Linked DNA regions of Mus musculus: region 1 is linked to region 2. Evidence: chromatin contacts called from ENCODE Hi-C or POLR2A ChIA-PET data. All regions are on one chromosome and are shown on one strand. Each heading gives the region's core, a stretch centred on a gene start or an enhancer-like site at or near the end of the contact. The rest is flanking DNA. Distances are from core to core; before and after follow the strand shown. Region 1 has its middle 26 kb from the start of Gm22997. Region 2 holds the start of Ccdc34 (coiled-coil domain containing 34).

Region 1 (6,934 bases), core at 2,570-5,069, 170 kb after region 2:
CATTTTTACTGATGTTGATTTGCTGCAATTTACTGGATGACAACATAATTCAAATAAAAATAATAAAGAATGCTTGCCCGGAGCTTAATAAATTGAAGTTCAACTTGACTCAGAGAGAAATGGAAACTTAAAACTTGACTATTTATCATACTCACAAAAATGCCAGGAAATAATCCATGCGGATCCCTTAGCCTGGTATATGACACACAGTGTCTAGAAAATGTCAGCTATCTTCACGATCTGCTTCCTAAAATCCCTTTCCATTCTCATGGCTGGGCCTGTCACCTTACTTGAAAACACACCAGTACAAGATGGAATGAGAACCGGTTTTCCTGGGTCATTCAGCATTGCAGTGAATTTTTCCCCCTCAATTATGGCTTTAATAAATAACATATTTTTGTGCTTATGACTGGCAACTTTTTGAACATCATGGGAAAAATGGGAAATATGGTAGATACTAATGAGAATGAAGAACATGGGAAGAAGCTAGAGTCTGCCCACAGTAGATGACATTATTTCGGACTCTATTGATTTAAGAACCTATAAAAAGGGCTGAGGCCATGGTGGTGAGACATTGTAGAAAGCAAACACTACAGGGTTCACCAATAATTAACTTTGAATTTTATGGCATCTGGAAGAAGGCCTATACTCTAGATGGCAGTAAAAATCCAGCCCTCTAAGGGAATAGTCCCTGTGTCACTTATGAAGAAATTGACCTATAGACATATACACAAGATAAACAAGTTTCCTTCTCTTGTCTTCAAAGCTTCAGAGAAGTAACTTTGTATTAGAGCCAAGGACGATATCAAGTGTCAGTCCCTTCAATATGAGTATCTTTTTGGATTCAGCCACTTAGAGGATTCAGTCTTAAGCAGGAGACTCGAGTATTAATTTTTTGGTGTGATATGTTAGGGTGTGTGTGTGTGTGTGTGTGTGTCTGTGTGTCTGTGTGTAGGTGCATGTTCTGTATGCTAAGATGCATGTGTGGAGGCCAGAGGACAGCTTTTGGAAGTTGATTCTTTTCATGAGTCCTGGAGATTGAGCTTGCATCAAGAGGTTTGGCAACAAATGTCCTTACTCACTGAGCCTTTTCCACTGGCCCCTAATACAGAAACGCAAAGTACAGACAAAACATGTGCAAAGTAGCTGAATGTAGCTTTATTCCCAATGGCTCTAAATAGAAATCATCTTACATTACCTGCTATCTGGGGAAGAACTTGGTAAGTTATCGTATGTCCAAGTAATGGAATATACAGTTGATGAGTGCAGAACCTTTGGAAGACACACACACACACACACACGCACGCGCACACACACACACACACACACACACACACGCACGCACACACACCACAGCTTATAGCATATTAACTGGAAGAACACAGTATACATTTGTCTGTTCTACTGTTGTGTTAGGAAGGACATCAAAAGTTGTTTGTGGTTTTTCCTGCAGGCATTTGGAGTATAGGAAAGGGTTTCTTCCCCTTTCTTGTTACTATTTTCCGTCTTTTGCAGCCTGATGAATAGGGCAGTGTTTAAACACCTTAGATAGCTGGCTTTTGCGTCCTACCCCCTACTGGCCTGCCACTTTGCCTCTTTAAATCTCAGTTTTCTTGAGCATCCTGTGGGAGAGTGTTTGGTCCCACCTTGTAGGATAAATGCAAAGGTAAAGATAATTTAAGAAACAGGCTTGATGCAGGCAGCCCCCACATGGTGAATGTTCAGAGATGCCAGCTGTTTTTGCTACTTTCAAGTTAAGAAACTTCCCAGCTACTCTAGAAACCGTAAACAGAAAAAGGTTGCCTATTCTCCTGCCTTAGATCAGTCAAAGGTGTACCCACAGGGTTAGTTAACAGTTTATTTCTGTTCTAGTTCATTATCACCTGACTGTTAAAAGTATTTTAATTTGGAGGGTCTCTTTCAGCCTAGGCTAGCTTTGAATCACTGTTTAGCTGAGGATGACCTTGAACTTCTAACTCTCCTGGCTCCACTTCTACCTTCTGACTGTTTGTGTGACACTGTGCTTGATTTATGCTGTGCTGGGGATTAAACTCATGGCCTTGTGCATGCCAGACAGATGGGTTACCAGTACAGCTATATCACCTAAAAGCCTTTTCAAAAACAAAAAATATTGTTTTATGTGTATGTGTGTCTGCATGTATGTCTGCGCATCATGCCAGTACATAGTGCTCTTGAAGGCCAGATGGGATGTCGAGTCTTACAGATGCTCGTGACCTGCCATGTGCGTGCTGGGCATTGAATATGGGTGCTCTGGAGGAGTAGTCAGTACTCTTTGCTCCTGAGACATATCTCTAGCCACCTTCTAAAAGCCTTTTGAATGAGAGTGTTCATTCAAAGAATTAAAAATTAAAAATCTGGTTTTCTTTTTAACCCATAACAGTCCTCAATCCCTACCTTCTCTTAGCATCAACTTGCAGCCCTCAGCACTTTGTGGAGACCTCTAATATTGATCTTTTGTGTATCCACCAAACATATTTCATTTTTCTGCATATAAGATCGCTATAGTAGAATCAAGGAGTGTGTTCAATGTCATATTGCTGCATAATGAACTACCATCAACTGAGTGACTTTAAACAGCAGTTACTGATTAAGTTTCTGTGGGTTTGGAGTCTGGGTGTCTGCACTGAGTCCTTCATTCAGGCTCTCACAAAGCTGCACTGGAGGTATCGGTTGGGCTGCACTTTCATTTGGAGGCCTCTTTAGTGAAGAATCCTCAGAGAAGGGATTGAGAGCAGCTTCCGCCTGTCTGGGGCCAGCTGACCTTCACTCCTTGATGCTTCCCACAGTTCCTTGTCACATCAGCTTCTCTCATAAGGAAGAGTTATGTGGTTCGTGGGCTGCTTGCTCTCTCATTAGCCAGAAAGCTCTCTAGACTGTATCTGCTATTAAATAAGTCTTACAGAACACACATGGTTGCAGCTCAGGAATTCTGTCACCCTTTGCCATTCCTATTGTTTGAAAAATGTCTCTCCCTGCGCAAGGGAAGTTGAGTGCACATCCAGGATCACTAGGATACCAGTAGGCAAAGACTGTAGAGTTAAGTATTCCTTTTAGTCTTTCTACCACTATAAAGAATCTCTCCTCCCGTGTGTGTGTGTGTGTGTGTGTGTGTGTGTGTGTGTGTGTGTGTGTGTGTGTGTGTGTTACTAGTAAACTTGAGCATTCGTGATTTGGAGTTGAGAATCTCTCAAAGACTATCCATGCGTTGTCTCTGCTGTCTTTCTGCTTGGGACCTCCCCACTTTGATCATGAAGTGAAGGCTGCTCCTCTAATCCCTACATCCTTGTTCAAAGAGGTAAGAAGGGGAAAGGGCAAAAGACACCTGTCAGCTAAGACAGATTCTCTTCATCAGTAAAACAATAGGTTCTCAGAAGCCCTGCTCTGACTCATCGCTCTCATTGACTTTCCTCCACCTTGCCCATATCAGCAGGCAATCTAGATTGTGTCGGTCAAAGGGACACACACACACACACACACACACACACACACACACGCATGCATGCACCAATGCCCATTGTATCGAAACAAAACATGCCAGTCTCAGTCCTTCAAGCCTTCCAGGCATGGGAACATGGGTGAATGCAATGTGAATAGGTTACAAAGCTTGAATGAGAAAACCGTGCGGTGCCTGGCCCACAGCGGAGTGTCCAGTCACCTCTTTTCTCGCTCTCCCTGTTTTTCTTCTACTTTGCTCCTACATCTCGCTTTAAATGCTCTAAACACAGCAGCACTTCCAGAGTTAAGCACCCAGACAAGCAGGCAAGTCTGTATTCAGAGCTCAGAGGAAAGTTTATGAGGGAGGAATGTAATAGCCCCAGCTGGAGCGCCGCCAGAGGACTAGCAACTGCAACACCCTTATTTGCTCTGGGGAGGAGCAGCTTGGAAACTTTTTATGAGATTCCAGAAGCAGCAAGGTCATCGGTTTTACTGCCGTCCTGCTCCATTTGTAAATACAGCCTTTGAATGATAATGTTTGGGCTCCTTGACAAGAGCCGAGGCTGGCAGTTAGCTCCTCTGCAGCAGGGGACAATAGAGTGAGAGATGTTCTGCTCTGTATGACGGTGAGGTATGCAGAGTAATTTTAGACCCTAACAAACAATGGTGATAAACCATTCCTCCTTTCAGAGAGCTTAATTTCCAAACGGCCTCACCATAAATTCCCTGGTATGTATCTGAGGCAGGTAATCTGATTAGTCAGGTCCCAAGAGAAGCAACACATGTTTACTGTCACGCTCATTTTCCAGCCAGCTGCAAGGGTCTGGAGGAGGGCTCTTGGTTAAGCCTGTTTGCTGTGATCCTCTCAAGGCCAAGGAGGGCTGTGTCCTTGCCAGGACCCACATATTCTTTCAAGCAAGAAACCTTTCTCCAGTGACACCTGGTCCTCTCTCTAGCTGCTCACTAGACCATGCCTTTTTTTTTTTTTTTTTTTTTTTAAATCACAAATGAGAGTTTACTAGACTGGACGCAGGAAACATTTGTCACCATTTGGCCAGGTGCTAGGTCTTATGTGGCTTGCAGTTGACCATGGGAACAGGGTCATTCCACCCTTAGGATCCTGTTCTGGCTAGATGGCAGCAGAGGCAAAGGCAGCTTGTGGCACACAGACTCTTGAATGTGCACCTGGTTTAGGTGCTGGCATTTGTTGGATCTGAAACTGCACAATGCCTTGTAGTCACATGAAGCAGGATAGATCTTAAGGTTTTCCTCCCTCCCTGTCCCTGTCACACTCTCTCTCTGTCTATGTCTCTCTGTCTCTGTATCTTTGTCTCTGTCTCTCTGCAAGAGATGATATTGAAAGCAAAGGGTTTAGTGGAGAGTTTGTTTGAAGCAGATGGCAACCTCCTAGACATCTCTTCTCAAAGGAGGCTAGTTAAAAAGTTGTTCTCTGAAGACCTTGGTAAACTCTAGACAAATATCTTCCCTCTTTGGGCAATTAGAGGTTGGCACCTCACTGCCTATCACCTTAGTTAGGAGAAGCCAATTCCATCATTTATTTGCCTTTTTGTGAATATAGACAATTATGCTTCACTAACCTATCAACTTGTCAGTATGTGGATTGCAGAATGTTTCTATGTAGTGAGTTGCTGACCAGTGGCAGTTATATTTAATAGAGTTAAAGCATCCTTGGCCACCACAGAGATCACTGACTTTCAAAATTAAAGTTTTGGTATCTAAAATGCATACATAAGATTGAAAGATGTTCAGCACATATCACTAACTATGCATTACTGCTAAACTTCCATGCCTAAAGTATGATAGATGTTAATATTATTCACATGCTGCAATTAGACATTAGAAAGTATAATTTCTCTGTCTCTTAAAATCAAAGTATAACTATGTTAAACATAAATGTTTAGAGCATGTGTGAATTCTGTGTTGTTGAGGGGTTACATGAAGATGTGTGTATTTGGCCTTATCTTGGGAGACGTTTAGCTTTCCTGAGTCAGGGACTCTGACTGAACCCAAAGCTTAGTGATTGGACTACTCTGGCTTACCAGGGAACCCCAATCACCTGTGACACCGCCTCTCCAGTGCTGGGATTAGAATAACATGCCCTACACCTGTCACTTTACTTTTAACCTTGGATCTGGGGATAGAATTCAGGTCCTTCTGCTTAGAAGAGAAATACATTATATGGATAGAGTCTTCTTCCCAGTCATGTGTGTATATACCTGGCTAGTACCTGGTTAGGGAATTATCTGACCATCTGTTTCCTAAATTATCTGAAGATTGATCCAGAGAAAAAAATGTGGGGCAGTGTTGTCAGCTAGCACAGGAGATAGTCTTTAGGTTCCCAGGCGCTCTTATATTTTTACAGAGTTAGAGAAGACCTAACTAGTAAAGATGTAGGAATAGAATGTAGGAAGGGAAGTGTAGCAGGGTCAGCAAGGTGGTAGGTAGAACACTGCATGCTATGAGAAGCCCTGGCTCTTCCCTGAAACTTAATGCCAACTTTGTGCTAAATGACTTCAGTAAATGGTTCCAAATGGTCTTTCTCAGGCTTCCCATTATTATTGCTACTCTGTTAAACGCACTTGTCAAGTCTGTAGAAATGTCTTACTGTCAGTGAAGCATCTGATGAATTCTCAGCTGGAAGTAACCACTAATTCCCACATGTTTTCCACACTTTCTTTTATACTCAAATCAGACCCCTTCATCTACCTACCTACCTACCTACCTACCTACCTACCTACCTATCTATCTATCTATCTATCTATCTATCTATCTATCTATCTATCTATCTATCTATCTAATCTATTTCCATATCTATCTATCCATCCATCCATCCATCATCTAGCTTTTTGCCTACTATGTATTTAATCCTGTGCTAGACACTCTATGATTTATGTCACCCAAGTGAATTTTCTGTGAGTTTTCTTACTTAATCATAATACATTCTATCACACTAAAGATAAAAATGGAAACATGATGTTTTTGTAGATTCATAGATTCTTACCAAAATCAGAGTTCTATGAAATATCCAATATTCAATAATTTAGGAGAGTGGGCTACAATTAAACTAAATACTCAATTCAAAAGTCTATAATTTGAAGTAGAAAAGGCACGTGGAGATCTTAGAAGCTAAAGAAAATGCATACTTTTGTAATGAGATCAAGCTGGGGTAGAGTTTTGGGCATCTGTGCGTAGCTGACAGATCAAGGGGTGTGTAACGTAAGTGCCAGGATTTGGCCATGTCTCTGGTGAGCTTTTAGAGTCATTGATGTTACTGGAGAGATGGATCAACTGTTAAGAGAACTAGCTATTCTTCTGGAGGGCCCAGGTTCAATTCCCAACACCTATATGGTAACACACAACCATCTGTAACTCTAGTTCCAGCATATTCAATGCCTTTGGACCTCCTCAGGCACCAGACATATTTGCAAGCAAAACAGCTATACACACTTAAAAAGCC
Region 2 (7,610 bases), core at 712-3,211:
ATGTCATAAAATTGCCATAAGGATTACTGGCAAAGGAATTAGTTTTGTAATATAGTTAAATATTTTTTAAGCAAAAGTCACTCTTGCAGGGATTTTCCACGCCAATTAAAAAAAAACCCTCATATTATTAGATTGAAAATGAGTATTAAGAGGATACTGTTAGGTCCACACCCTGTAACTTAAGGGGAGAGTTAATGTATACATTTGTATAATCCTATCCATCTTGACTATTGTCTCAGTCCAAGTAATGAATAGTACTGTAAAAACAGACCACATTCAAACAGCCACAGCAGGCCATTTAACTGCCTTGTAGCCTTTAAGGCTTAATGCTCTTGGTGAACACACTGATCCTAGAGTATCAAGAACACTTTAATAAAACATGAAGAGGGTTAGGAAACTATATGATTTAACATTCCTACACTGAGAGGTTTATGATGGGGAACTCAATGTGGGATAGTGACAGAGTTCAAGATATGTCAGGTCCTGAGTGGAGCTGAGGATTAATGAATGACTATGATAGCAGGGTAGATTATTTTGGGGAGGATTAAATTAAGATCATTGCAGTTAAATAGCCTATGTAAGAATATTAAGAGGAAAACTACTGGTTCAAAGCCAGCTCCATTCCCTTCCCCAAAACCTTTAGGTTATTTTTTGGGGGAATGGAGGATCATTTTTCAAGTTCCTGTCTTTTTGAAGGTATAAGGTAGTCCAATGTCTCTGAGTTACTGACACCAAGGGTGTTTTCTGACAAAATATCTTAACCAGATATGCCAATACTGAATAACTGGAGTAAGTCACAACCATAAGCCTACTAAATCACGTTTCTTAGTTCATCGTACAGTTTTCTTCCAATGCCATTGTTTTTACTGGAAAAAAAAAAGAACAAAATAGTGCTAGCATGTCATTTATAGTCACTTTGCTTCGCTTTTGGTTGCTAGTATTTCTAACATATCTAACTGCGCTATGAAAATTCTACAGATACTCTCATTTCACTTGTGATTCTTACACTAATGTAATGTACATTAGCCAAAAGCTGCGTTTTTGTATGCAGTTTTGTGAGCATGAATAAGCAGCTCACTTTCAGTATCTGCCATCTTTTCCTTGCCGGCTTCAGTTAGATCCTCGGCCCCTAAAAGGAGAGTGCCAAGAAGTCCTAGAAAAATGCCTATTGCATCACAGTTCAAAATTTCATTTTAAAAAGAACGATGGATTTTAAGGTTGGCTCATGATTTGCTGCTCTGGTATGGACACGCTGGAGAGTGGACACAAATGCTTTGGAAGACTAGAAAGTTAACACAACCTGATAAAACCGATTGTGTTGCAGGGCAGCGGTGGCTCATGCCTTTAATCCCAGCACTTGGGAGGCAGAGGCAGGCGGATTTCTAAGTTTGAGGTAAGCCTGGTCTACATAGTGAGTTCCAGGACAGCCAGGGCTATACAGAGAAACCCTGCCTTGGCGACTGGGGGTCGGGGAACTGATTATGTTGACAGATGCTGCCCATACAGTGAGAAACTATGCCCACAGAGGATAAAGTTCTCTCCCTTAGACAAACAAAAACAAAAAAAACAACAACATAAATGAACTAAAAAATTCAATCACGAGTGCTAGATTTTTTTTTTTTTTTAGTGATCCTGAGCTTTTATGAGGAAGGGGGAATAACCATGGCTTCAGGCTTCTGCCTTTTCCTTTTAAAGGATCCGCTTTAGTGACACTGATAAGTGTCGTGCACCAAATGGCCTTCAACACCACAGCAAACACAGTACTCGGGACAGCATCAGGAATGGGCGGACGACTCGGGGAGACGCCAAGCTGAAGCTGTCAGTCAGGAACCTTCCTACCTGGACTGAGGAAGCCAAGCTCTTCCAGCCCAGACAAAGCCCCTTGCGGGCTACAAGCGTCGCTATGACAACACGGCCTAAAGCTGGCGCTGATTGGTCGGACGGCGCGCGCGGAGCCTGCTGGGAGAACGCGCCTTCGGCCTTGCTCGGGCCGTTTGAACTTGGCGGGCCTGATGCGGGCCGCTGGGCCGTGGCGGGCTGCCTCTCCGGCTCCGTGCACCCGTTACCTCGCCCGCTGCAAGCCGGGCTTCCGGCCCTCCTCGAGTTTTGTCGTCGACCTCTTAGTGGATTCCGGGGATCCAGGGCTGGAGGATGTGGCGCTGACCGAGTGCTTGTCGCCGCCGTCTCTGAGCTGCAGCAACTCCACCCTGTCCCTGTTGTCTCCCCTTGGCCACCAGAGCTTTCCGTTTGGCGCGGACGACAGTGAGGGGGAGGATGAAGAGGCCCTGGACGAAGATGCCCGTGAGTCCGAGAGCAAGGTGGAGAGCTTGGAAGGAATAGAGTTCCAGCAGCGCTCCAGGTAAACTCAAGGTTCGGCCCTCCCAGCACTTGTCAAGACTCCTTAGAGATGGCATTCAGAAGGCTTTGTTGTTACCCCGAGCCGCATAACCTCCTGTTTTCCAGCTCAAAGGCTGTGCAGCACTTGCATCCTAGGGTGCTGGGTAAATTCTTACAAATGGTCACTGATCTCCCATGATTCCTAGTTCCTTTTTCCTGAGATAGACGATTGCTGTCTCAGTTTCCATAGAAACTTACTGTACACAGTCGCAAGCACACAAAACTTGCTGCTAGGAGCCTTTAAAAGCCTCAAAAACCAGGTTGTCGACTCCAGAGCTCTTACCCATAAACTTAGCATCAAAATGTGTAGCTGGTGCTGGGTTGTAGGAAGTAGGTGCTTTAAATATAAAGAGCTGGGTACAGATGCCCAAAGGGTGCATGCATACTCTGCAGAGACAGGTTAACTGATCTGAGAGAGAACATTTAATGGAATAGTGAGTGTTCATCAAGGGGGTTAGTTAATAATGCCATCTTAATGTTTATTTACGTTGACTCATTCAGCAAACATTTACTATTTTGCCACATATTAGTGTAGGTAGAGATAAACAAGATATACAAGACTTCTATTATCAAGAAAGAAAAGCCCAAATCATTTCACAAAGAAAACTATATTAGAATACATATAGAAAGTCTACTTAGGCTAGAGAGAGCTCAGTGCTTAAGAGGGCTAACTGCTCTTGGAAAGGACCCAGGTTCGAGTCCAAGGACCTTCATCATCGGGTGGTTCACAACCACCAGTAACTCTAGTTCCAGAAAATCTGACACTGTCTCCTACTGACATCTGTATGCTTGCACTTGGTGCACATAAACTCATACCCAGTGCGTATATACTCATAAATAAAGATAAACCTTTTAAAAGGTGGGGATGCGAAGAATCTTTTTTTAAGGCCTGCCTCAAAGGCGTAGAGCTAGTACAGGCAGCCCGGGGCTTAGTACTCAGGTATCTCTTTAGGGCTTACATTTCTTTATATTATATACTTTTTACTATGGAAACTGGAACAAAGGGCCTGTCTCTGTAGGAATTTTTCTAAGACAGCTTCATTTTAGGATATATTCCTTATGGCAGCCTCAGGAAGCATTTACAAGTTTCTGATTGCCAGGCTGTGTCAGGCATAGTACAGAAGATTTAAGAAATTCCAGCTGGCAAGGCCGTGCTTTTTATATAAGTAGCAAGATAGCTCCCATTCAGTCTAAGGCACTCATTTAAGAATTAGTGAATCAAATAGGAGGTCACTCACATGGGAGGACATTTTTGTAAGGATGACAGGTGAAAGTTCACGTCGGTGAGGGTGGAAGTCACAGAGAGCAAGCTGCTTTTTCAGACTGCCAATAGCAGCAAGAAATAGGCCTTCCCTGGTTAGCCTGGTGGAATTTTGAACTAGAATTTTAGGAGTCTTTTCATAAGCACTTTTAGGACAGTGTGGATTTAACATATTTTAAAAGTAAATTTGAAGGCTTTGGTGAATACCTTCTAGTCAATATTCAAAAGACCCAAACAGTATGTCCTAGTTTAGCAGCGCGATGAATAAAGGCCAGCAGACTACAGCTCAGCCACTGAGACTTGCATTAGCTTCCAGGAGCCAAAACCGTAACCAGTAGGGAGCCTGCCAGGGAGGAACTAGGGCTACTTGGTTCTCATTCAAAGCCTGAGTAAGCTGATAGGACCTAGTTTTAGCCTGCTTTCACACATCAGTCCTTACTCAAAGGACTCGTTAAGACTACATCTGAAACAAATGATGCAGATTTATCAGGTTTTGTGGAGACTGAGGACAGGAGTTTTACTTTTAGGGCAAAGCTATAGACAGCATGGAGGCATGACACATTCATCAACCTGCAGTTCACCAAGCCAGACACATGAAGTCTGATCAGTTTGCTAAAGGAGGCACCAACTCAGGAGTGTGGATTTTATGCTGAAGGTAAACGCCTCACTGAGGAATGTTTGAGGTGATACAAGGATTCATTTAAGGGGTGAACCTGCATACAGCTGTTAAGAGTGGTTTGAAAGAAAGGGAAAAGACCATTTATTGTAAGGTTGGAGAAGAGAATGGCTTGAAAACAACCAGAAGGCTATAGATATGTTACTACATGTGGCTATTTGTATGTAAAATGTGGGATCACGCGGAGTTGAAAATGGAAGTCTCTGGTTTTGGTGACTGGTTAGGTGTAGGTACTCTTCACTAAGGATTGAAAGAGAAATGCACTTTTATTGGGAGGCTGGGATGGTGCTTAAATGATTGGATTTATTTTGTACTAACTTTAATAGCTGGATGGTTGGAAAGAAGTCTGGAACCCACGATAAAGGTCTGAGCTATATTGCTGATGTGGGACCAAGAAGAAGTAATGAGATTTCATGTAGAACAAGATAAGGTCATTCTGCAAGACTGAGAAAGAAGGAAGTATATAAATACTATATCAGCAGTGTCTCTCTCCTTCCAGAGTACAGATTCTACAATGGTGTGAAGAAATGAATAATAGCAGGAAAATGAGTAAACTTAATCTATGAAGTAGAGAAAATTACATAACACAGTTGATGAGGCCATTGTTTGCTAGAAGGAACAGTATAAGCACATAGAACTAAGGTCTATGATAAACCAGGTTTTAGGAGTGAGGGAGATGAAGAATGCTATCTAAGATAAACATTGGATTTATCATCATCATAGTTTTTTGTGTTTGTTTTTAGAGGAGGCTGTAGAGATGGCTCAGTGGTTAAGAACACACACTGCTGTTATGGAGGACATGATTTGAGTACCCAGCATCTACATCTGATGTTCACAACTGCCTTAACCCAGCTTCAGGGCATCTAACTAACACACTCTTCTGGCCTCTGTTGGCACTGTACTCACGTACATACGTGCACAGACAGACAGATGCATTCTGCTTTGGACCCTGAGCAGTCTTTTCCATGGGGCCAGGTCATTAAGCTTTTTTGTGAGCATTATGCATTAGACAAGGTGCTCTGTCTGCTCTTAGATTTCCCTGCCCAGGAGAGTTACAGAAGACACATGGTGGGAATGGAGACTGACAGGAGACCGATAGCCTGAAGAGTTGTAGATTCACTAGGAAACTGGAAAGGGAATCAACCATGATACTTAGTTTGTTCCAGTCCCTGGTTTCAATTCCCAGCATGAAAAATAAAAGACAACAAAACAAAGCCATAGTAATAGACAAGTATCATTTTCTTTGCAACTTTAAATTTTATAACAATTTCAAACTTACAAAAAAATTGAAAGAGAATCTCAACAAATATCTGATTCCTCCTTCACCCAGAATCCCTGATTGTTAACATGTTTTTGCTTTGTATTTGCTCCGTATGTATACACATTTTTTCTGATATACTACTGTTAAGGAAGGAAAAAAGGTCTGGGTTTGATTACAAGTAGTAATTAACTGTTCAAGTAGGATTTTTCAGAATAAAAAAGAATCATCAATGCTGAAGTTGAGGCAGATGCATGGGGTTTGGGATGCTCCCACGGATTCTTACAAAGGCAGTTTGATGGGTGAAGTCATTCAGATGGATTTGTAGAAAGGAGACTGTTAGAAGTATTACATTGTTGCTTTCATTGTACAGCTGCAGGTTTCCCAGTGGGAAGAGTTCTCGGTAGTAAGTGCTCCCATTCTCTTTCTCGTAGCTGTGAAGTTGAGTCGCAAGACAAACAAGAGAAGCTGGTGCTGTTACAGCACGGCAGTCTGACGCCATGGGAGATGTGGTTTGTTGGCAAGGAGAAAGAAGAGCGAGGCCGGCTACAACAGAAATTTCTGGAGGTAAACTAAACAGTGTCTCTTCATTGACCCCTGGGCCCACAGAGATCCACCTGTCTCTGCTTCCTCAGTGCTGGAATCAAGGTTGTGCACAGCCATCCCCAGCCAACCGTTCTATTTTAGTCGTCATATTCAAATGTAGCCACAGAATACTAAAGGGGACTCTTGTGAAGGAAATAGAATCCAACTCTTATAACCTGCATTTTCTCCTGTGAGATATTAATATATTTCCATATCATTGAAAACATGTTTTTGTTTGTTTTGTTTGTTTTTCGAGACAGGGTTTCTCTGTGTAGCCCTGGCTGTCCTGGAACTCACTCTGTAGACCAGGCTGGCCTTGAACTCAGAAATCCGCCTGCCTCTGTCTCCCAAGTGCAGGGATTAAATGCGTGTGCCATCACTGCCTGTCTGAAAACATTTTTGTTCTGAGAATTGAACATGCTAGGCAAGGCTCTCACCTTTGCGTTACACCCCCAATCCTAACTAAATACTTTTAAATATCATTTTAAAGTGGCTTCCTGATATTATATATAGAATGTATTAAATATGTATCAAAATTTGTTCACTGTGTGGAGAGTTTATTTTCATCTGTTAGTAGCCATGTTAACATAAAAATTATAGAAACCAAAACCTTTATAGTATTAGAATAAATTTTCCTTATCAGTTTTAAAGCTAATTTTTGTATTGACTTTTTTGCTAGGTTGAAAGTCACAAGTCAGGAGACTTGGCCTAACTCCAGTAGTTATGGGTACATTCCATTCAGTTGTTTCCTTTTACACACTACTCCGTATCCTAGCATGTAAGTCAGTCCCTGGGAAAGTACACTGGGAGGGAAGCCCCTCCTTGTCAACAGGACTTTAGAAAGGCCTATGCTTGCTAGTAGGAGGCTTAGTAAGAGCCCCAGTTACAGCCTTTTCACTCGATGGTTAGCATTGCTAAGTGATTTAAACTTTTGTACTTCAATTTCTCCATCTCTATAAGAGAGTTGAAATTGTACTAGTCACAGGAGTTTTATAAAGATAAATGAAACAAAGTATGAAAATGACTGATTTTGGTTTTATTGGTATTATTTGTATCATTGCCTTTATGGTCTTCTTAATGCTTTTTTATTTCTTTTGAATATTAACTTGTATTTTGAGACCCAGACAAGAGTCTTATCTTACCTTATTAGCCTAGCCACCCCGCCCCCCTGCCCCTCAGTACTGGGAATCAAACCTCAGACCCTCTACTTGCTAGACAAACATTCCCTATTGACTTATACTCAATATATTAAAAATATGTGTTCAGGGCTGAAGATGCAGCTTAGTTGGTAGAATGCTCACCTAGCATTCATGAAGCTGTGGCAGCACAGAACCCTGACAGGTGTGATGGCCCATGCCTGTCTCCACTGCATTTGCATTTGGAGGTAGAGTTGGAAGGGTCAGAAGTTCAAGGTCATCCTGCACAGCTAAAAT

The links. Hi-C counts contacts between places; a loop is a spot of excess contacts on that map. ChIA-PET counts read pairs that join two places held with the same protein, here RNA polymerase II (POLR2A).
Region 1: POLR2A ChIA-PET joins it to region 2 with 49 read pairs in Patski. The contact joins the enhancer-like site here to the promoter of Ccdc34 in region 2. A Hi-C loop is called at or near these places in 13 of 37 maps with a recorded cell type or tissue (Patski, adrenal gland, gastrocnemius and 2 more). POLR2A ChIA-PET finds 5 or more read pairs at or near these places in 1 of 5 experiments (Patski).

The regions. Positions count from the first base shown.
Region 1 is chr2:110,188,597-110,195,530 of GRCm38, forward strand. No RefSeq gene overlaps it. Among named protein-coding and RNA genes, the nearest start is that of Gm22997, 26 kb to the right of the region's middle. Within about 2 kb of position 3,820, at least 1 of the 3 ENCODE cell types and tissues checked has a DNase peak (open chromatin) inside an H3K27ac peak, as active enhancers do; it is heart, where a contact is called at or near this core.
Region 2 is chr2:110,015,856-110,023,465 of GRCm38, forward strand. Ccdc34 (coiled-coil domain containing 34) reads left to right here and starts at 1,962. Exons shown (of 6, transcript NM_026613.4): 1 at 1,962-2,359; 2 at 6,027-6,159. The coding sequence starts at 2,013.